3 separate regions of the Mus musculus genome follow, and regions 1 and 3 are each linked to region 2. Evidence: chromatin loops called from intact Hi-C (ENCODE). Cell type or tissue: gastrocnemius. All regions are shown on one strand. Links, peaks and the distances in the headings refer to the core of each region. The heading gives the core; the rest is flanking DNA.

What was found. Hi-C counts contacts between places; a loop is a spot of excess contacts. Peaks named below come from ENCODE experiments on the same cell type or tissue, not always from the same donor. Only the 100,000 strongest peaks of a DNase experiment are listed, where the experiment ranks them.
Region 1: it touches region 2 in a loop (2.2-fold over the local background); 9 of 42 quality-filtered maps call a loop at or near these places.
Region 3: it touches region 2 in a loop (5-fold over the local background); 35 of 42 quality-filtered maps call a loop at or near these places.

What each region holds. Positions count from the first base shown.
Region 1 is chr14:79,416,011-79,424,530 of GRCm38, forward strand. Mtrf1 (mitochondrial translational release factor 1) reads left to right here. Exons shown (of 11, transcript NM_145960.4): 9 at 1-4; 10 at 3,178-3,276; 11 at 7,387-7,640. The coding sequence ends at 7,500. Among named protein-coding and RNA genes, the nearest start is that of Kbtbd7, 6.2 kb to the right of the region's middle. In gastrocnemius, for the core only: no CTCF peak of the experiment used is centred there; a DNase peak (open chromatin) is centred at 4,478.
Region 2 is chr14:79,464,798-79,469,797 of GRCm38, forward strand. Wbp4 (WW domain binding protein 4) reads right to left here. Exons shown (of 10, transcript NM_018765.3): 8 at 2,476-2,666; 9 at 1,386-1,552. Among named protein-coding and RNA genes, the nearest start is that of Elf1, 14 kb to the right of the region's middle. In gastrocnemius, for the core only: a CTCF peak has its summit at 3,043 (motif pointing left); a DNase peak (open chromatin) is centred at 3,038.
Region 3 is chr14:79,393,320-79,401,839 of GRCm38, forward strand. It overlaps Mtrf1 (mitochondrial translational release factor 1), which reads left to right and starts at 4,453. Exons shown (of 11, transcript NM_145960.4): 1 at 4,453-4,717; 2 at 6,373-6,480; 3 at 8,103-8,520. The coding sequence starts at 8,111. In gastrocnemius, for the core only: CTCF peaks have their summits at 4,752 and 4,951; a DNase peak (open chromatin) is centred at 4,573; H3K4me3 peaks cover 1,347 bases; H3K27ac peaks cover 1,348 bases.

The sequences.
Region 1 (8,520 bases), core at 1,711-6,710, 47 kb before region 2:
GCAGGTAAGACAAGTGGAGCAGTTGCAATGCTGTAGGAAAGTCCTGTTATGCACAAACACAGTGCTTGTCCTCACATGAATAGAAGTGTCTTAGAACAGGGGGCACGTGCTGTTTTGGTAAGCAAGGAATATTTAAGTGCATGTAGCCTAAGGAGCTATTGATTGCATTCAGTCATGCCAGTTTCCAAAGGAGTAAATGAATAAACAGAAGTATCCCCTACTTATTTCCCTGCAGTGTTTATGTTTTAACTGCCTTAAACTAAAATTGGTTGGTTTGGTTTGGTTTGGTTTTGATTTTTTTTTTCCCTGACAGATTTTTCTCTGCGTAGCCCTGGCTGGTCTGGAACTAGACTCGGCTGGCCTCGAACTCTGCTTCCCAAGATCTGGGATTAAAGGTGTGAGCCACTGTGCCCGGCAGGAGATTTGGTTTTAAGACAAAATATTTCTCTTGAAATTTGAAGATTTTAGATACTTAAAGGTTTATATTACAACTCAGTATGAATCACACTTAAATGGCCTTCCTGAAGGAAGGGAGCGAGATTGCTGCTGGAGACTGCGGATGAGGAGTAAGAGGGAGATTGCCTTTGCATTTCCTGCCCTTCGGTACTTCTTGAATTTTGCTCGATATATATTTATAGTTGTTGGGGTCCAGGAGTCACCCCACAAATCACACGAACACTGATCTCAATCAGACAGGGATAGTTTATTGAACACACACCCCAAGACCGATGGACCATAGTTCAGACTTTGGGAGCTGAAGTTACAACCCGAACATTTTTCAGGACCAGCTTATAAAGGCAAAACCCAGAAAAGCACAAAGAGCTCAAATGCAGGTATGGGGTGGGCTGCAGGGTGGTCTGTCTTTTTTCCATGTTTCTTTAGTAATTTAGACACAGTGGTTCAACCTGACCCCTATCTTGCTTGGCCTTGAGTGAAGGCTGCAGCTGGGGAATTTTCTAAGGAGAGCAGCTCTCAAAATATAACAAGCCTCTAGCAGAGCAGATATGTGGTCAGGTTGACCTTGCTCAGAACCAATTTTCTTTGTCTGCTTTGTTTTTGTATCAACAATATGGGATGGTTGGCAGGCCTGAAGCAAAATGACTATAGTTATTTCTAAGAAGTAATGCCAGAGAACCAGGTCAGGGCTAGAGACTTCAACAATAGAATTAAATATAGTAAGCAAAGCTGGATGCGGTAGCTTAGATCTTTAATCCCAGCACTCAGGAGGCCAAGGAAGTTGGGCCAAGGCTTGTCTACCTAGTGAGACCCTATTTCAAAAACCTATGTTATATATATAAAATATATTAGACTGTGATGACACATGCCTTTAATCCCAGCACTCTGGAGGCAGAGGCAGGCAGATTTCTGAGTTCGAGGACAGCCTGGTCTACAGAGTGAGTTCCAGGACAGCCAACACTATTACCCAGAGAAGACCTGTCTTGAAAAACAACAACAACAACAATCTTTTAAATATTAATCCTTGTATTCATCATGATAGGAACCCTTTCCCTGTTTGTCTTTCTAGATTTCGTTGCCCTCATTACGATAGAAGTGAAGGGATAGATTGTGTATTAGGTCTCATTTGAGTGGTCAGAAAGACCTCTGACTACCTTGTTTGCCTGTGAGCTGTTTAGTAGCAGTTTCTACTGTTTGGAAACTTTTTCATCAGTCAGTCACACAGCGGTCTTTATCTAGTGCCCAGTATTCAGCCCTGGCTCCCTAGTCACCCAGAAAGTTTTGCAGACTGGATTCTGATCCAGCTGGTCTAGACGCGCGTTCTAATATGATGCTTTCCAAACCCAGCTTGGCAGAAGGGACAGCCGCCGAGAGAGTTTCAGCACGCACAGTCCCTTGTTCATTATGTCCATGACTGAGCTTAGAAATCTGTAACTTTTCAAATTCTCCTGATCAGATGTTTGGCTACGTCAAATTTGTTTCCCTCAGGCTTTAAGAAAATGAGTCAATATTGGGGAAGCTGAGGCAAGAGGATGGCCAGTTGCAGATCAACCTGGGCTATGTGATGAGGATATGGAGAAAGAACAAGAGAGTTTGGGGCTGTGGAAGGTGGAGAGGGAAGGAAAGATCCAAAAATGTGTTTCTTTAATCTTAAAAATGAAGCAATTGAGAGAGTGCTGGGGGTGGGGACTATTGTTAGGGGCAGGAGTGGACTAAGCATGCCAGTAACCATCGCATGTGGTAAGATTCCAAGTTGTAAGTTTGAAGGAGTCAGAGCACATATTTCAGTGACTGGGCTAGGGCAGCAAAGACATGGTAGGGAAGGGCATCCCTTCAGATGAGCTAGGTAACACAGAAACTGGCGTGATCTAACACGAGGCCTTGTAAGTGTCCACGTGGTTCTCAGAAGCAATGCTGGGAAGGCTAAGGGGGACCTGGAATGCTGAGTTTAAGCACGTGCTCTTAGCAGACAAGAAGGACCCACAGCAGTAAGCTCAGAAAAATGCCTTAGGAAGATGAAGCAAGGCCATTCACGGACGTGGAAACATACAACTGTAGTTTTGTAGAAGTGTATGTGAAGGTGACAGTAGAAATGCAAAGTCAGACCATCCCGACGACCGACTGGACGGAGAGCGCTATCTCCCACAGTGGTCTGCATCAAGCCTAGCACCGGAAGCTCCCTGAAGTGTTTGTGAAATTGCCGAATGTCAGGGTTTCCTACCTGGAGGAAAAAGGAACATGCCAGGCATGGGCCTCACATCTGTGGTGCCTGTAGTTGGGAGGCTGAGACTGGAGAGTTGCTGTGAATGAGGCTATACGATGACACAGTATATTTTTAAAAATGAAAACCTCTAAAAAAGAAGGACAGGAAGAATTTTAAATGTTAGAAACAAAAGGAACTTGAAACATCAAAGAGGCGTTTATTCTTATTTCACAGATCTACTCTCAAGGGGTGTTTGGTTGTTTGTGTGGTGGGCTGGGGATGGAGCCTTTGCTGGGTTAGCATGCACTCTCCGCAAAGTTCCTTTCCCAACCCAAACCTGCCTTAAAATATTCTTCTACCTGTTCTTGTCTTGGTCTGTGGATATAAGGTTTTTAAAAAATAGATATTTAATCCCCTCAAGCAGGAAAATCAAGTATAACAATTTATTAAGATTTTATAAATGTTATAATTTTTAATTTTAAAATTAAAAATACAAATTTCTTTTTGTTATGGGACAGGTGGGAACAAGAGCCCAGTCGGAGAGAATTCGGACATATAATTTCACCCAGGATAGAGTCACTGACCACAGGATAGCGTATGAAGTTCGTGACATTAAGGTAATGGCACTGACTCTGCTTTCTGTACCTTTGCTTCATTAGGAATATAGCCAGGGGGCTGGAGAGATGGCTCACTGACTAGGAGCACATTCTTAATATGGAAGGCGAGAAACCAATGCAAGTTGTCTTGTGATCACACACGCGCCGTGACACACACACACACAAGACACATAAGTCAGGTAGAAGCTGCTCTTAGCCCTAAATGTTGCTGCAGGTTGCTTCACGAATGGCTCCCTCCACACACCTCCCCACCTTTGATCCTTTCTTACTGGAATGGCTAGGCCTTTTTAAGGGTTCATCTGCTGTTCTTGTGTGTGTTTGTTTTAGATAGGGGCTTACTCTTGTAGCCCAGGCTGCCCCAGAACTTAGAGTAAAGCTCTTGCCTTAGGTTCTGATTCCTTGGGTTACAAGGGAGAGCCACCAACCTGGTGCAGGGAGCAAATGTCTAACTTCTCTTTCCTTAGATAAAACACAATAGTAAGCAAACATATTTAGCAATATTGTTTCAAGAGCATCATATTTTTTTTCAGTTGTGTTTTTAGCACTTCCGAGGCTGAGGGAAGAGAATCACCATGAATTTGAGGGCGGCCTGATAACAAGGCCTGTCCCAAACCAAAAAGTAAAAAACACACCGTGGCCAGGTCAGAAGAAAAGATAGCAGAGACTGACAGGAGGGAGTAACTTAGAAATGTTACAGAAGAGACTGGAGAAGGAGTAAGGACCTCGGCAGGAGAGTGGCAGCCAGCCGACAGAGGGGTAGACTGGAGGAAAGTGAACGTGTAGGGGCTCTTCTGCCCGGCTCTCCACCCCTTTCAGAAACTTTGGCTTCCTCTGACTCCATCCACATAATTCCTGATGGAGCAGCCGCACCCGGGCATGATCGTGACCCTGACAACAATTGATTTGCTTGGCTCAGGCAGCTGAGCGAGCCGTAGCCCCCAAGGAGTGCCTCTCAAGATTTCTAAATTAGAGAGAGAGCTGTGCCCACGTCTGTGAACTGCTGAGAAGAGGTCAGAAGGCACATTTCCCAGCTTGGAAAGTCAAAGGAGAGGTCAGGGGCACAAGGAGAAGAGTGCACGGTCACCGTGTGAATGTCCACACTCATTTATTCCCGAGGCGCAGTCTCGGTCCCAGGGAGCAGCAACAGCCCCAGTGCCCCAGCGCTTCGGCTCCTGGAGACCACCCAGGGGTCTTAGAGATCCCCTGAAGCTGGCGCTGTTGCCCTTCTTTGAGACAGTATCTCACTCTGTAACCCAGGCTGACGATTGGAACGTGGCCCCGGCCGCAGCTCTCACTTGTACTTCATCTTTCCGTCTCTCCTCACATTCAGTCATGTGAAATGCCCTCTGCTCAAGGAATACCCATTTCTTTTAAAGGCTCAGTTGAAATGCCTCCTTCCCAACTCAGTCTTTTCCAGCTGCCACCATCCTATTAGCAGGCCCTTCTGGCCTTTGCCTTCTCCTTAGTTTTTTTTTTAACTGTCTGCATTTGTCTATGCTGTCCGCTTTGTCTATGCTGTCCGCTTACTCGTCTCACTCTGACACTAGCTTGTTAGCTTCTGAGAGTTCAATCCTGGAATCTTTATATGAACTCTTTAATCTTTATATAACCACAACCCCCCGGGTGATCCAAACGAACTTGAAAGGTATTATGGTTACAGTTAAGAGTGGAATCCCTTTTACGTCAGTTCCTAAAATGAAATCCAAGCGGCGGTACCATACTAATTGCAGCTCCAAGTATGTTGACTTTTATAAGCAGGCGCATAGCATGATTAGTTGTGTGAAACGTTTTAAATTTTGTTTATGTATGAGTCCTCTGTCTGCTTGTATGTCTGCATGACAGAAGAGGGCATCAGATCCCATTAAAGATGGTTGTGAGCCACCATGTGGTTGCTGGGAATTGAACTCAGGAACTCTCCTTAGGAGAGCAGCCAGTGCTCTTAACTTCTGAGCCACATCTCTCTCCAGCCAAATATGAATTCTAAGATCGAATCATTGTGCTTTTCCTTCCTATTTTTGGAACAAAATAGGAAGGAAATCCAAGATTTCTACATCTTTCAGAGGTTTTTTTTATTTTATTTTTTGCTTATTGTATGCGCACATGTGCGTGGACATATTTGTGTGGCTGTTTACATGTATGTTCACATGGATAGAAACCAGAGGTCAGAGTTAGGTGTCTACCTCAGGTCCACCTTTTGAGACAAGGTCTTTTCTAGGTCCCAGGAGCTCACCAATTGATTAGACACCTTGGAAATCTACCTATGTCTAACCACACATCCTGCTCTGTGGTTATGTGTGTGCTCTGTGGTTGTGTGTGTGTGTTTGTGTGTGTGAGTGTGTGTGTGTGTGTGAGTGTGTGTGTGTGTGTGTGTGTGTATGTGAGTGTGAGTGATTGTGATTTCTTTTACCTAAGGATTTACACTCAGGTCTTCATGCATGCATGGCCTAGTGTGTGTATGTGTGTGTGTGTGTGTGTGTGTGTGTGTGTGTATGTGTGTGAGTGTGAGTGAGTGTGGTTTCTTTTACCTAAGGATTTACACTCAGGTCTTCATGCATGCGTGGCCATATCACAGCCCTTGGCTTTCCAATTAGAATTTTTAGATTTATTTTATGTGTATGGATGTTTTACCTGTATGTATGTATGTATGTATGTATGTATGTATGCATACTGTGTGCATGCTTGGTACCCAGAAAGGTGGAGGGCATTGGAACTGGAGTTGCAGATGAGTCACCTTGTGGGTGTTGAGAATCAAGCCCAGGTTTTCCTGTGTAGTGAGTGCAACTTGCTTTGTAGACCAGACTAGCCTTGAACTCAGAGATCCACCTGCCTCGGCCTCTCGTGTACTAGTTACACTATTTGTTTTTTTAAGCAGGCAGACACACTCTTTTTTTGACTGATAGAAGTCACAGGCAACATTTCCTTTCAAAGATAGTGTGCTAACAGAGACTAGTGTCAAAAACACTCAGCAAAGGTTCTCGAAGACAAGCAGTTGGTGGGTTTCAAAAGCTCATTCAGATATCTATGTCTTATCTCCAGAGTCATTGGAAAGATCAATGTCACAGATTTCATTGTATTGATTTCAAATACAATTTTTATTTCAATCAATTTCATTTCAAAGTAGAATGATAACTTAAGCAATTAAAGTAGAAATCTGTTTTCTCTTTTAGATTCATGTTTTATTTAAGAAAAAAGGAGTACTAAAACCTGGGGCTCTCCATATAGTAGCAGATGTGTTAATAATATTCCAGAATATTAGTAAACCTTTGTTGTTAGTGATAACGATGAAGAAACAGACAATTGTTTGCTCTCTGTTTGATTATGGGGGTGTTAGTCTGTTCTCCATTAGCATAACAGATACTTGAGAAAAGCAACCTGGAAAGAGAAGAGATTTCTTTATCTCACAGTCGTAAGGTTTCAGACTGTGCGGCTGCTCACTGTTCCAATCCTGTGAGGACACCATGACCAAGGCAACTTATAAAAGAAAAGCATCTGCCTGGGGACTTCCTTACAGTTTCTGAGGATAAATCCAGGACCATAATAGTGGAAAGCATGGTAGCAGGCAGGCATGGTGATGGAACAATGGCTCATGGCTCAGAGCTTACATCTTATGTGCAAGATGAGGTGCAGAGAAAGAGAGAGAGAGAGAGAGCGTGCACATGCACACACAAAACTAGGTCTGGCTTAGGCTTTTGAACCGTCAAAGGCCATCCCTAGAGATATACTTCCTCCACCAAGGCCACACCTCCTAATCTTAAAAAATCTACCAACTGGGAACCAAACATTCAAATTTATGAGCCTGTGGGGCCTATTCTCATTCAAAGCACCACACCGTGACTACCTGCCCCCCTGTTTTGGGCCTATGACCGCACAGTTCATCTAGGTGGGAGCATGTGTTAGAGGAAGCCAATTACCCGCTATCCTGGAGGTAAAATGGAAAGGAGTCCGTTAGCATCCTTCAGTTCCATTGGGAGACACACCTTCCATCAGGCCTGCCTCATTTAGGTTTCTACCACTTTCCAAAAGGCCTAATGTTTACCACATGGGTTTTTGGGAAACACCTGAGATCCAAACTGTAGAGTCAAGTTTCATAATAACTCCCTTTTTAATCAGGAATTTTTACGTGGTGAGAAGTGCCTGGATCAGCTAATTGAGAGATTGCTTCAATCAGCAGATGAAGAGGCCATTTCCGAATTTTTGGATGAAAGCCTTCAATCAGTGAAATAAATTATTTGTTATATAAATGAAGTGGACTTTGATCAAGAAAAAAAAAGGTGTGGAAATCTTAATAAATATTCATAAAGTATAGATGTGCCTACAGAGTTTTTATAGAACTCATTTTAATAAAAGAAACTCACATTTCTTGCATAGAGTTTATTTTAGGTTTCAGTAAATAATCCAGCTCTCCAAGTAGCAAATAAGCTTGAAACATCAAAAAGAAAAATAAACTATTGAGAACTGATTGTCTAAGATGAATTAACCTTTTCTCTTAGACCTTTTAAAAACCATGAACATTTTCTTCCAAAGGCGTATAGGTGTGAGTCACCATGCCTAGCTTATATAAGATAACATTTGAAAAAAGTTACACGACAGGTTCAGGACAAATTTGTAGCTACTAAATATTTGAAGCAGAAGGGATGCTCGCAGGGAGCTCACTCACCAGGCCTGCTTCAGGTGAGGAAGAACGGACTCGATGAAACGCTCATGGCAGTTAATGACCAAAAGACATTAAGCATTATTTTATCCTCTTAATTTTAGGTACTCTACTGAATATGTGGTGAACTCTTGGGAATTTAATTTGCATTCACTAATAATGACTTGGGTATCTTTACATGGTTTTATTTGCCAGTATACATAGAACCCAATATTTCCCCAGACAAGTACTTAACATTTTTACTTTATTTTCACCACAGTGTGGAAGAGCATAAGCTTGGGACTTGGCTAATTGTCACTTTGTGTTTTTATTGTTTTATTAAAATACTGTGTGTGTCTCCCAAGAACTCTAGCCCTAATTAGAAGCTTTGTAGTCTTTATTTCCTTCCAGACAGGGTTTCTCTGTGTATAGTCCTGTCTGGCCTGGAAATCGCTGTGTAGACCAGGCTGGCTGTGAAGTCATGGAGATCCAACCTGTCTCTCTCATTCTAGGACTAAAGGCACGTCCCACCATACCTGGCAGCTCTGCAGTTTTTAGTCTTCCCTTTAGGACTAAGTTTTATCTTGATTTATTTTTTTCTTGGAGTTTAAGGA
Region 2 (5,000 bases), core at 1-5,000:
AGTATACATCTGGGCTGGAGAGATGGCTTAGCAGTTAAGAGCACTGACTGCTCTTCCAGAGGGCCTGAGTTCAATTCCCAGCAACCACATGGTAGCTCACAACCATCTGTAATGGGATCTGATGCCCTCTTCTGGTGTGTCTGAAGACAGCTACAGTGTATTCATATAAATAAAATAGATCTTTAAAAAGTATCCGTCCTACACTACCATTTCAAAGCATGGTTTTAAATAGTATCTACTTTATCCATATACCTTCCCTTCACCTTGAAGGTTCTCTTAAAGGTTAAAAAAAAAAAATCAAAACAATAAAGATACCCCAAAACACTAAAATGATTGCCTGATAGTGACATGTATTTACCTGGTAAAATAAATTCCTCTAAAAAGAAAACTTATTTGAGGAGTTAAGTCAGTAACATAAATCAGGTTGTGCTTAACTATTGATAACCTCTTCTGCTACTTTGAATATGAGCTTAAGAGCTTTGAAGTTTAGAGCCAGGTACAGTGGTACACCTGTTAATACTACCACCCTTGAGGTGGAACCAGATCAGGCTACACAAGACTCAAGAAAACCAAACCAAACCAAATCAACAAAAACAAAATTCACACCCACAATACACTCTGGGCAATAATATACACAGAACACTTTGAAGTATAGTCAGACACTTCAAGAGAATAAGGGTAAACACTTTTTCTTTTCCTTCAAATGCATTCTGTAGTTAAAGTGTCTTGCAGAATATTTGCTCCAAGCATTTGTTTTTCTGATAAAACTGCTGCTGAGTGTGTGACTGTGGTCACTAGAAATGTCATGCTTTGGACACAGAACAATCACTAAGTTGGCTTAAAGCAACCATTGTTTCATCTTTTAAAAGTAAAAATATTCTAGGAATGAAAAAAGCAAAATTAAAAATATTTTAAGAATGGGCGCTGGACAGATGGCTTAGTGGTTATGAAGACTATCTGCTCTTCCAGAGGTTTTAAGTTCAATTCCCAGGAACCACATGGTGGCTCACAACTATATATAATGGATCTGATGCCCTCTTCTGGTATACACCATATATGCACATAGAACATTCATACATAAATAAATAAAATTAAAAAAAATATATTCAGGGATAGAGAGATGGCTAAGATGTTAAGAGCACTGACTGCTCTTCCCCAGGTCCTGAGTTCAATTCCTAGCAACTACATGGTGGCTGACAACCATCTGTAATGGGATCCAATGCCTTCTTTTGGTGTATCTGAAGAGAGTGACAGTGTACTCATATAAATAAATCTTTAAAAAAATATCCTAAGAATGTAATAAAGACCAGAGCACACCTGAGACTTCTGACAGCAGTGTGCTGAAGTTCGTGGACACAGCAATGGGTGACACCTCATGTACTTACTGAGACTCAGCCTCCTGTTTAATTTCTTGCCATTCCCCATAAGGGTTTGTCGATTTCTTAAGAGTTTTGGGTTTTTCTTCATTTGTATTTGATGGATTCTGTTTTGGAGTACTTTTTTCTTTTTGTATTTCTGGGCCAATTCTTTTCTCAGTACTTTTATTTTTCTCCTGTAATGCAAAGGCCAATAAATAATACACTTCAAGCAAAGCTACAGTCAACCTCTAAAAATGTCTTAACTTCTTTAAAAAGTCTCATTAATAACACTGATAATCATTCACTTAATGTTAAGTTTTCACACTACACAATACATGTACATGGAAGAACTATGTCTGAAACTTTAATGCATTGTGCTTAATGACGCTTTTTAAAAAATGTGCCATCATGATACATAAAGACGATGGTGGCACATGCCTTTAAGCAAGTCCAGGACAGCCAGGATTACACAGAAAAACTGACGATGACTCCCTTTCGGGCCAGAAGCAGTCCCTACAGATGTCCTGGGGGAGATTCTCTCTTCACCGGGCTAAGAAAGCCTTTTCACCTACTTTTCCACCTTAGTGTGAACACCATACATGTACTGGGGTTTCAGCCTCTTTGCAAATTACACAGCCACCAGTAGCCTGACTGGAATTCCTTTTGTATTCTACAATGATTCCTAACTCATCCCTTATGCAGCCCAGGTCGGGCTGAACTTCGAATTTTCCCATCTTTGCTTATCCCGTGCCACATGCTCTGCAACATGCTTGTCTTGTTCCCTTTCCCTAGACAGGGTCTCACTGTGATGCCCTAGCTGGCCTCATTTCAAGATCTCCACTGGGTAGATGCCTAAATCCACTATGTCAAACCACACACATCCAATAATGGTAAGTTTAGTTTATAAGTCAGGTACAGTAAGAGATTAACTGCAGGAGTAAATGGCAAACTTCAACAATACACTGTAATGTAAGATTTCATCGTGTCATACACGTTAAAATCTATGAATCCTTTTTCTGGATTTTCTATTTCGTATTTTCAGATTGGAGCTGACCAGGAGTAACAGCAGCATGGAGTCAGCCTGCAAAGGTCTGTGGAAAGTCAAGTGAGACCCCACCTTAAACTTTATGATTAGCTTCTTGGTCTCTGTGGAGGCCTCTCCAGCTTTCTTCTGTTCCCCTTCGGAATCACTGTGAGAATCGGAGGACTTGGCGTCTTCTAGGGTGTCGGGCAACTTTCCACTGTCCTTACTAGAAAGCACATCCCCGCCATGTGGGATGAAATCTTCAGGCTTTTCCCATTTGGATTCTGCTCAACACATTTTAATAACTGCATTACTTATTTAGCAATACTTCTCAGCAATGTAACACTTTATCATCTACTACCACCAAATAATACAGCATTTTCATATCTATACTTTATTTTTTATTGTTCAGAAAATTTAGGAGAGTCTGCACTTACTAACTTACTAGTTATAAACTAACTCTAAATGGGAAAGAACTTGGAAAGGGGGTAAGAGTTTTAAAAATCCCCAGTTTATCTGAAAACAATTTCAAGAACCATAATGATAATGACTTTACAAATATTTCCAGAAACTTCTCACAGAGACTTCCTGGAGTTTTCCATCTGAATTTGCTACTTCACTAGAAATGGGATCTCAGCTGGCTGAGCTCCTCCGCCATCTAGTGGTCGCTGTGCTTGCAAAGGAACTACAATGTTTCTTCTCATCTCTATTTTTAGTTTAATAAAAGGGAGAAAAAAGATACAATTTGTTCCCAGTTAAGACAATTTTAAGAGTGAAGGAGACTAGGAGACCGAGGAGGGGGAATTTCTAAGTTCAAGGTCTGCCTGGTTTTCATGATTTAGAATCAGCCAGCTACAAAGTAAGACCCTGACTTAACAATCAAGAATAAAAATGGCTACTAATTACACTGATCAGGATTAAACTCCTCCCAACCCCAGAGAACATAGCTCTTAGGCTCTTTCTAAAAACCCAATACTTTACTTATATGGTACAGAAACACTGCTTTCACTGGGCAAATGGCTATTTCTTACTAAAAGACCGAATACAGGGTTTGGGCAGTAAGAATTTAAAAACACAGATTAAGGAAGATACCGAGCTGACAGCAGAAAGGAAAGCATGAAGACTGACAAGGGCAGATACCCAGTGGTACGTGGCAGAGAAACTTGAGGCCATTTTACTGAAGGAACTTAACTACCCAAATGGCAACCTTACTTCATTGTACACTGTCATAAATATCAAGAAGAACATGGTTAAGTTTTAATATCTTCTGTGCTCCCCAACCCTAGTACTGTCTTTTTTCCAGTCCTGTTGGATATGAACCTGAACATAAGATATATGGTAGGAGAAAAAAGACATTATTTAAAATAGTTGAAGTCTAGGTACAGGAAACATTGAAGACTAGCTGGGTATGGTGGCACAGCCCTGGAACTGCAGCCCTTGAGAGGCAGGCGCATCAAGACTTCAAGGTCCTACTCAGGAACTATTGAGTTGGAGGTCAGGTTGAGATGGTCTCAAAAGCCAGAAAAGGAACAGCAAAGACTTAACTGAGGAATTCTGTGATTTTTGTAAGAATTTATTTACTTTTATCTTTGTATGACAGGAGTTCCCTGACTCCAACTTCCTAGTGATAGGATTATAGGCATGTTTGATTACACCTGTTTTTGTTTTTGAGTATATGGTATATTCTTATAGGTGTATGTATATGTGTGGGTGTGTTTGCCTATGCATTTGTATGTAGAGGCCAGAGGACTACTTCTGGTACCTTCCCCTATCATTCTCCTCCCCTCCCCTCCTATCTATGTATGCTTCTTTCTCTTTCTTTTCTTTCCTTTCCCTACTCCCTTTCCGCTCTTTCTAGATAGGGTCTCTCACTGAACCTAAACTGGCTAGCCAACAAGCCCTAGGATATGGCCATCTCTGCTCACCCAGTGTTGGGGTTACAAGTGCTTGCTTCCACACCTTACCATGTGGAGGCTGGGAATTTGAACTCAGGTTCTCATGCTTGGACAGCACACACTGTACCCATCAAGTTAACCTCTGAGCCCCATACCATTTATGTAATGCTACATTTATGTTATGCTACATTTATGTTATGCTACATTTACCATTTATGTAATGCTACAGATTGAGCCCAAGACTGTGCGTGCTAGGCAAATGGTCTATCAGGTAAATGACATCTCTAACGCCAGCTTCGTTTTCTTTTTTTCTTTTTTTCTTTTTCCAGACAGGGTTTCTCTGTATAGCTCTGGCTGTCCTGGAACTCACTTTGTAGACCAGGCTGGCCTCGAACTCAGAAATAAGCCTGCCTCTGACTCCCGAGTGCTGGGATTAAAGGTGTGCACCATGGTGAGGGCCTCGGTGTAGTTCAATGAGAGCATACATGCTCGCCTGCATTAGGTCTCAAGTCTGATCCTCACCATGACAAAAGTTGAAGTAGGTGGTAACTATAGACACTCAGAGGGAAATTATTAAATCATAGATCCAGTAATTTTAGAATTGAAGACTCTCTTTAAAACTTGAATAACATTAAGTGACAGAGAGAGCTGGCTCAGCAGTTAATTTTTGCTGCTCTCAGAGAAGACCTGGGTTCAATTCTAGCACCCACATGGTGACTCATA
Region 3 (8,520 bases), core at 1,711-6,710, 70 kb before region 2:
TATCTGTGCTGTGGCAATTCCAAGCCCAAACCTTAGACTGTATAACAGATATAATGTCTGCACAAACAGAAAGCCTAAATGAGCCAGCAGCTGTCATTTTATTACTGCCTTCCTGTTTTGTCTGGAACAAAAGTTATTTCTACCTTTCAACAGGAAATGGAGTTATAACATCGTTGTGATCTGCTGTACAGCAGGGTTATATGAATGTAATGCTTAGTCATTTCAAAGCCAAAGCTAAAAGAGAAGTGCTATGCAAATCAAAATGCAGTGTTTCTCAGAAAGAAAGCCAAATTCTGATTGGAAGCACCTGGGATTTCTAGCTAAACATCCCTTCCTGGCACTTTAGACAGGCTGTGCCTCCTTTAGAATCATGCATTAAGTAAAATAACAGTACAACCACATACCTCTTTTATATAACTAGCTGACACAGTAAAATCTAGGAGTTTGCTGTTATTCCCACAACCCATATAACCATGCGATTGAAGGCTGTGGTGGTTTGAATGAAACTACTTCTGTGAACTCACGTATTGGAATGCTTGGTCCCAGCTGATGGAACTGTTGGGGAAGGATTAGGAGATGTGGTCTTGTTGGAGGAGGTGTGTTACTGTCGCTGGGGGTAAGGGGAAGAGGCTTTGAGGTTTCAAAATACCACATCATTCCCAGTTAGCTCCCACTCCATCTCTAATTATTGTCTCAACATGTAAGTAAACTCTCAGCTACTGCTCCATCCCTGTGCCTGCCTATCTGCATCCATCCTCCCCAACATAGACTCACCCTCAGAGGGGTATATTCTAGAAGGAGAGATACTAGAATGCTGGCACCTCCCCTCACCACTTTGTTTCCCAGTTCTTATAAGGTAAACAGACTTAACACCGTGTTCTGCCTTGCCAAAGGTCCCAACGCAAGATGTCCAGGAACTGAAACTTTGACAACTATGAAGAAATTATTTCCTTTTTTGTTTTGTTTGAAGTTTTGGGTTATTTGTTTGTTTGAGGGTTTTGTTGTGGTTATTGGTGGTAGTGGTTTGGTATTTTTGTTTTTGTTTTTGTTTGTTTGTTTGTTTTTAGAGACAGGGTTTCTCCATATAGCCCTAGCTGTCCTGGAACTCACTCTGTAGACTAGGCTGCCCTCAAACTCACTGAGATCCACCTGCCTCTGCCTCCCAGGTGCTGGGATAAAAGGCATGTACCACCACACCTTGTAACACATTTAAAAAAAAAAAAGATTTATTTTATTTATATGAGTACATTGCAGCTGTCTTCAGACATACCAGAAGAGGGTATCAGATCCTATTACAGATGGTTGTGAGCCACCATGTGATTGCCAGAAATTGAACTCAGGACCTTTGGAAGTGCTCTTAACCTCTGAGTCATCTCTAACCTAACACATTTTTTAAAAAGTATGTGCAGTGCCCATGGAAGACAGAAGAGGGCACCAGATTCCCTGGAACTGGGGTTATAGATGATGTGAGGCATCATATAGGTGCTAGGGCTGCAGTCCATTTTCTGTAAGAGCATCAAGTGCTCAAAAGTACTGATCCATCCCTCCAGCCCCAACATAGTTGATAGAGAATGGTTTGCTAAGCTTTAAACATCCTCTTTCAAGCTGAGTTGGGATGCTTGTTTGTAAACCCAGATCTTTGGTGGATAAATGCAGGAGGAACAGAAGTTCAAGGCCATTCTTGACTATACTAGCAAGTTTAGGGACAGCATGGGCTACGTGAGACTCTATCTCAAATATCAACTAAATAAATATGCCTTTTCAATTACATTGTGTTAAGATCTCTTTCTGGGGCTGGCGAGATGGCTTAGTGGGTAAGAGCACTGACTGCTCTTCCAAAGGTCCTGAGTTCAAATCCCAGCAACCACATGATGGCTCACAACCACCCATAATAAGATCTGACACCCTCTTCTGGTGTGTCTGAAGACAGCTACAGTGTACTTATTTATAACAATAAAGAAATCTTTTTTAAAAAGTCTCTTTCTGCATTAATTATCATGCACATGCTACATTGTTTTCTTTGTTTAAAATGTTGGCAAATAAAGCACCGTACTTAAAACTAAATATAACTTAGCTTCAGAATTCTTTTTATATTGAGAGATAGCACAAAGTACATAAAGATTAATTTATATTTTAAAAATGTTCTACATAGGGCTGGAGAGATGGCTCAGTGGTTAAGAGCACTGACTGCTCTTCCAGAGGTCCTGAGTTCAAATCCCAGCAACCACATGGTGGCTCACAAACATCTGTAATGGGATCTGATGCCCTCTTTTGGAGTGTCTGAAGACAGTGACAATGTAGGTACATCTAATAAATAAATCTTAAAAAAAAAGTTGTTCTACATATTCATCAGTCTAGTCAAGCTTTCATAACAAAATACCATAGGCTGGTGGTTCAAATTCCTCGTGGTTTGGAGACCAGGAAGTCCTCATCTTAAACAACAAGGTGAGTTTTGCCTGTTAGCTTATAGGTGGCTACTTTCTGCTTACATGTCTGTTTTGTATGGCAATTTTTCTAACTGACTCTCACAGGTTTTTCTCTGACTTCCATTTGAGTGTGCAAACACACTAAAATTAATATTTTTATTATTTTTGAATTGTGTGTGTGTGTCTGTGTGGATGTGTGCATGTGTGTATGGATGCTTATGGAGGCACAAGACATTGGATCCTCTGGAGCTGGGCTTAGATGCCGTTGTAAACGACCTACTGCGGGTCCTGGGAACTGAACTCAGGTCCCCTGGAAGACCAGTAAGTGCTCTCAACATGTGAGCCATGTCTCCAGCCCCTAATTTTGTTTTTTTGAGAGACACATTTTGTAGTGGCCTTAAGCTAACTATATAGACTTCTGAGTCTCCTGCCTCTACTTCTCAAATGTGACCTGCCTCACAATTCCTGGCAGGAATTCTTAAGTTTTTTATGTATTCAAGTGGGCTTGAGTCTTTAGAGACAGGAACTCACCATTGCCCAGGTAGGTCTGGTACTCTGTAGCCCAAGATGGCCACTAGCCTCCTATCTCAGCTCCTGTGTGGTCGGATTTCAGGTGTGAGCCATCATGCTTGCCTCCTTAGATGCATTATGCTTTAGTTTTCTCTTCTGCAAATGGGTTTTTAAGATCATTATAGAGCCGGGCGTGGTGGTACATGCCTTTAATCCCAGCACTTGGGAGGCAGGGACAGGCAGATTTCTGCGTTTGAGGTCAGCCTGGTCTACAAAGTGAGTTCCAGGACAGCCAGGGCTACACAGAGAAACCCTGTCTCGAAAAAAGAAAAAGAGTATTATGGAACTATATGAACTAATAGGTTTAAAGCATTCAAACTAGTGACTAGTATATAGTAGGCAGAAGTAACTACCTTGAAGTGCATACTAGTAAATGTTAAATATTATTTTGTTGTATGTTGGTTTCTATCTTTTTCTCTCTTTCCACCATTTTTACTCACCCCTCCCTATTTGTGTTTGTTTTTGAGATAGGGTCTTGTGTCTCTAAACACACACGTAAACAACACTATCTTTAAAAATTCTAATTCATAGATATAGTTATCTATTTTGGGGTCCTGTTATGATTTTTTTTTAAATACAAATTTATAGCTCTCTTTGTCATTGTTCTTTTTTTTTTTCTTTTTAAAGTTTTATTTATTTATTATATGTAAGTACACTGTAGCCGTCTTCAGACACTCCAGAAGAGGGCATCAGATTTCCTTACGGATGGTTGTGAACCACCATGTGGTTGCTGGGACTTGAACTCCGGACCTTCGGAAGAGCAGTCGGCGCTCTTAACCACTGAGCCATTTCGCGAGCCCCTATAGTTTTTTTCAGTCAATGTTTTAAACAATACTGGCTAAAAGTGTAACAATTAACAATTCAGAATCTCCTAAAATTGTTTTTGTTTGTTTGGGTTTTTGTTTTGTTTTGTTTTGTTTGTTTTTGTTTGTTTTTTTTTGGGACAGGGTTTCTCTGTATAGCCCTGGCTGTCCTGGAACTCACTTTGTAGACCAGGCTGGCCTCGAACTCTGAAATTCGCCTGCCTCTGCCTCCCAAGTGCTGGGATTAAAGGTGTGTGCCCCCACGCCCCGCTAAAATTGTTAATGATTGGGGGGAGGGAGGTTCCATTTAAAAAACAAACCCCCAAGTCTGTGGATATAGCTCAATGATAGAGCTCTTGTCTTAGCGTGCATGAGTCTCTAGCCTTAACCTCCTGCACTCTGAAACAAAACAAATCAGTAACTTAGAAACTACTGCTTCAAGGGTTGGTAACACGTAAAGAAATTCTTGAGATTTCGCCTATCACATACTGTAGAATTTGATGTGTAAATTAGGGAAAAGGTTCGCTTCTAGGTTTATAAGTATCTGAAAACCCTAAATTTAGGGAGAAAGATGGAGTAAAGGGTCTTAGGGTGGGAAACAAGAAAGCCTGGGGAAGGGTAAACTACAACTCCCAGGATTCCTTGGTTAGGGCACTAGGAGAGGGCGATCCACTTTGGACGTCGCAGCTTCCAGGAGTCAGCTCCAAATCCGTTCCACGCGTGGTCCTTCCAGAGCAGTATCCTACCCGCTTCGTCATTTCATTCTTGTTTACCGTTACGGACACCTAAGGACCATTTCTCTGCAAAGTGGAGGAGGAGCCAGGAACAAACCGTAACCCGGAAGCAGTAGCCTGGGACTGATCATGCTTGCAGTACCTTGAGCTGAAATGTTGCGGTGCACAGGAGGCTCAGTTATCAGTAAGAAACGAGAACGTCAATTTTCTTCTTTTACTTAGATATTCACAATTCTTTCTTGGCCGTAAGAGGGCTTTAAAAAAAATTCCTACTGCCCACTGGTGTTACTTCCGTATAGAATCCATAATACTGACTTACACAACATGATTTTCACATTCTACGCCTGGTGCCCGTTTACTGTCACTTTTAACACACCAGAAACCGAGAATTGCTTTTAAAATGTCGAGTAATACCGGGTTGTGGGGGTGATGTTGAAGCCTTGCTCTTTCTAGGTTTAGGTAGTTACTCATTCCACAGCTACTCCTAAACTGGAAATTTTAGCCAGAGCATTACTAAAATCTTCCATCCTTTTCTTCTTTCCACCGTCAAACGAATACTCCTGATGTACTCAAGGTTAGATATAAAGATGCACTTCTGGAGTATTAAATCTGTGGCTGCTGGGCATTCGTGAATTCTTTCACAGTCCAAATTTCAGCTGTTGATTTTTGTGAAATTTATTAATAGAACCCAGTATATGCTGAATCTCCTGAATATTTAGTTTTTAAAATGGTAATGCTAAGTTGGATTTAGCAAGACCAAAGGAGCTTATATATGAATGTGTTGCCAGGCACAGCAACAAACAGCAGTTATAATAAAGGCTGCTTCTGGTAATTTGTTGTGCTAAGGATCAAACCACAGATAGGCCTTGAGCATGTTGGGCCACTGAACTACATCCCCAAGCCATTCTGCTAAATTTTGACCCTTATTTCCAGTTTTAATATCAGGAGGAAAAACATTTTCCCTATCTTGCCCTTATCTGAAGGAAGAACAGATAATTATTGTGCATACCCAATTTCACCTAATCTGTCATTTTTTAAAAAAATATTTTTGTATGTGTGTGGGTAACTAACTGCATGTATGTATGTATGTATGTGTGTGTGTATGTATATCATATGTATGCTTGATGCCCAGGAAGCAAGGAGAGGGTGTGTCAGATCAGTCTCCTGGAACTGGAGTTAGGGACAATTTGTGACCCACTGTGCAGGTGTTGGCCTTGGTCCTCTGCAAGAGCAGCAAGTGCCATTTGGATGGATTTCTTTTGTCTTCTTTTAAAATATGTGTGATGGTTTGAATGAGACCATAGGCTCGTATATTTGAGTGTTTAGTTCCCAGTTAGTGGAACTGTTTGGGGAGGATTAGGAGATGTGGCCTTGTTGGAGGACATGTACCACAAGAGTGGCTTTGAGGTTTCAAGAGCACATGCCAGGCCAGGTCTCTGCCTGCAACTTAGAGATCAGAGGTGAGCTCTCAGCTACTGTTCCCAGCACCAAGCCTGTCTGCCTGTTACCACACTCACCACCATGATGTCCACGGACAAACCTAAAACTGAGAGCAAGCCCTCAGTTAACTGCTTCTTTTTGTAAGTTGCCTTGGTCATGGTGTCTCCTCATAGCAATAGAATAGTAACTAAGACAGCATATTTATCTGCTTTTTCCCATACAGCATAGTTTTTAAACAACAACAACAACAACAACAACAGAGATTATACTGTTTTGTAATCTGTTTGGTTTTTTTTTTTCCAGTTTTAAAATATCATCATTGACCTTTTTATTTTCTCACTACCAGATCCTCCTGGTGTGTTAAGTTGGTCTTTTAATATCTGAGATCTCTTCCTTTAGATTCGGCTAAAAGAGAAGCATCCTCAAGAAGTGATCCCAAGGTGGAGAATGAGAAGTGCTGATCTTGGAACAGACAAGCTGTTATGATACAAACTCTGCCTGCAGCCAGTGAGTGAATACTTATGATGAAGTTACCTAACTGTTTGTGGCTTCTGAATGCCCTGAAATAAACAAAACAAAGTGCTTGCTTAGCATATGTAAGGCCAGGTGACAATCCCTAATCAATCTCTCTCTCTCTCTCTCCTCTCTCTCTCTCTCTCTCTCTCTCTTCTCTCTTCTCTCTCTCTCTTCTCTCTTTCTCTCTCTCTCACTCTCTCTCTCATGCACACACAGAGACACACAATATACACCGTGTTTCTCACACTCTCTATAATAATAGTAATAATAATAATAATTTAAAAAATAAGTTAATAAATACAATAAAATTGCTGATTTAAATTTATCCAGACATGTTGATGTACATTTGTGATTCAGCATTTGGAAGGCTGAAGCAGGAGGCCTCCAGTTTGAAGTCAGCCTGAGCTACATAGGAAGACACTTTTGTCAATTAAACTAGATAGCAGATGAAATGTTAATATTTTCCTTGGACTTCATAAATATATGACTATGAACCACCTAAAGATACATTATTATTTTATTGCTGTTTGCTTGCTTGTTTGTTTGTTTTCCGAGACAGGTTTCGCTGTCTAAGCTCTGGCTGCCCTGAACTTGCTTTGTAGACCAGGGTGGCCTTCAACTCACAGATATCTGCCTGCCTCTACCTCCCAAGTGCTGGGATTAGAGTTTTTAAGCTTTTAAGTGTATATTTGTATACTCAAAGTTAGAACTGCCTTAACCCATTCTACTGTTGTATTTGTTAGTTATACTCCTACACACTTGTCTTAGTTGTATATATAAAGTGCTTTTTTACGACAAAATTATTTTGTGTGCATGTGGGGGTGTGCAGGTAGACAGCTTTCAAGGATCAGTTTTCTTTATATCAATTGTATTAGCCAGGCGGTGGTGCTCACCTTTAATCCCAGCACGTGTAAGGAGAGACAGGAGGATCTCTTTGAGTTTGAGGCTAGCCTGATCTACAGAGTGAGTTCCAGGATACCCAGGGCTACACAGTGAAATCCTGTCTCAAAAATAAAGGAAGGAAGGAAGGAAGAGAAAGGGAGAAAGAAGCAAACAAACAAACAGGATGATGACAGCAACAAATCCCAGGGATTGAGCTTCATGATGTCAGAATTACCTGTAGGTAATTTGATTCTCTGGGCTATTTTGCCAGTCCCTTACTTGTTTTAATATACTATTATTTAGAGGTTTTGAGGATTTTCTGGTGGCACTACCCCTTAATTCCACCATTTGGGAAGCAGAAGCAGATCTGTGTGTTCATGGCCATCTTGGTCTACAGAGTGAGTTCTAGGGTAGCCAGAGATAAATAATGGGACTCTGTCTCTAAGTCAATAAATTATATATAGATATATATATAAATATGTGTGTGTATGTATGTATGTATGTATATATGTATATGTATATATACATACACACACATATATATACACACATATATATGCACATATATGTATATCTCTCACTCTGTGTGTGTGTGTGTGTGTGTGTGTGTGTGTGTATCTCTGAGTTATTGACCATCATTGGAGCTAAATGAGGCTGTGAACTAAAGGTTTCTCTGAAACTCCATATATCTTTAGAATTGCTTTTCTCAACTGTTTTATCTTACATTACAGCTACTGAGATGAGTCATCACCTGTGTATTTGGCTTTTTCGGAATCCATTTCTCCGTGCGTGCCCCCAGAGACATGTCTTCCTTTCTTGTCAGCAGTTCCGACAGATAAGCCTTGATACAAGGCCGTGGAATTTTAGACAAAAGAAGACTCATGTTCTCTATCAGCTCTTAAACAAGAGTTGGTCCAGGGGCTGCTGTCATCAAGGCACAAGGAAGCTTTGGAAACACAAAGCCCTACAGAAGTATATGGAAGACCTGAATAAAGAGTACCAAACCCTTGACCAGTGTCTGCAGGGTATCTCTGAGAATGAAGGAGACCGAAGGGCCTTACACAGAAGGCATGCTCAGTTGGCACCACTTGCGGCTGTTTACCAAGAAATTCAGGAGGCCGAACAAGCCATTGAAGAATTAGAGTCATT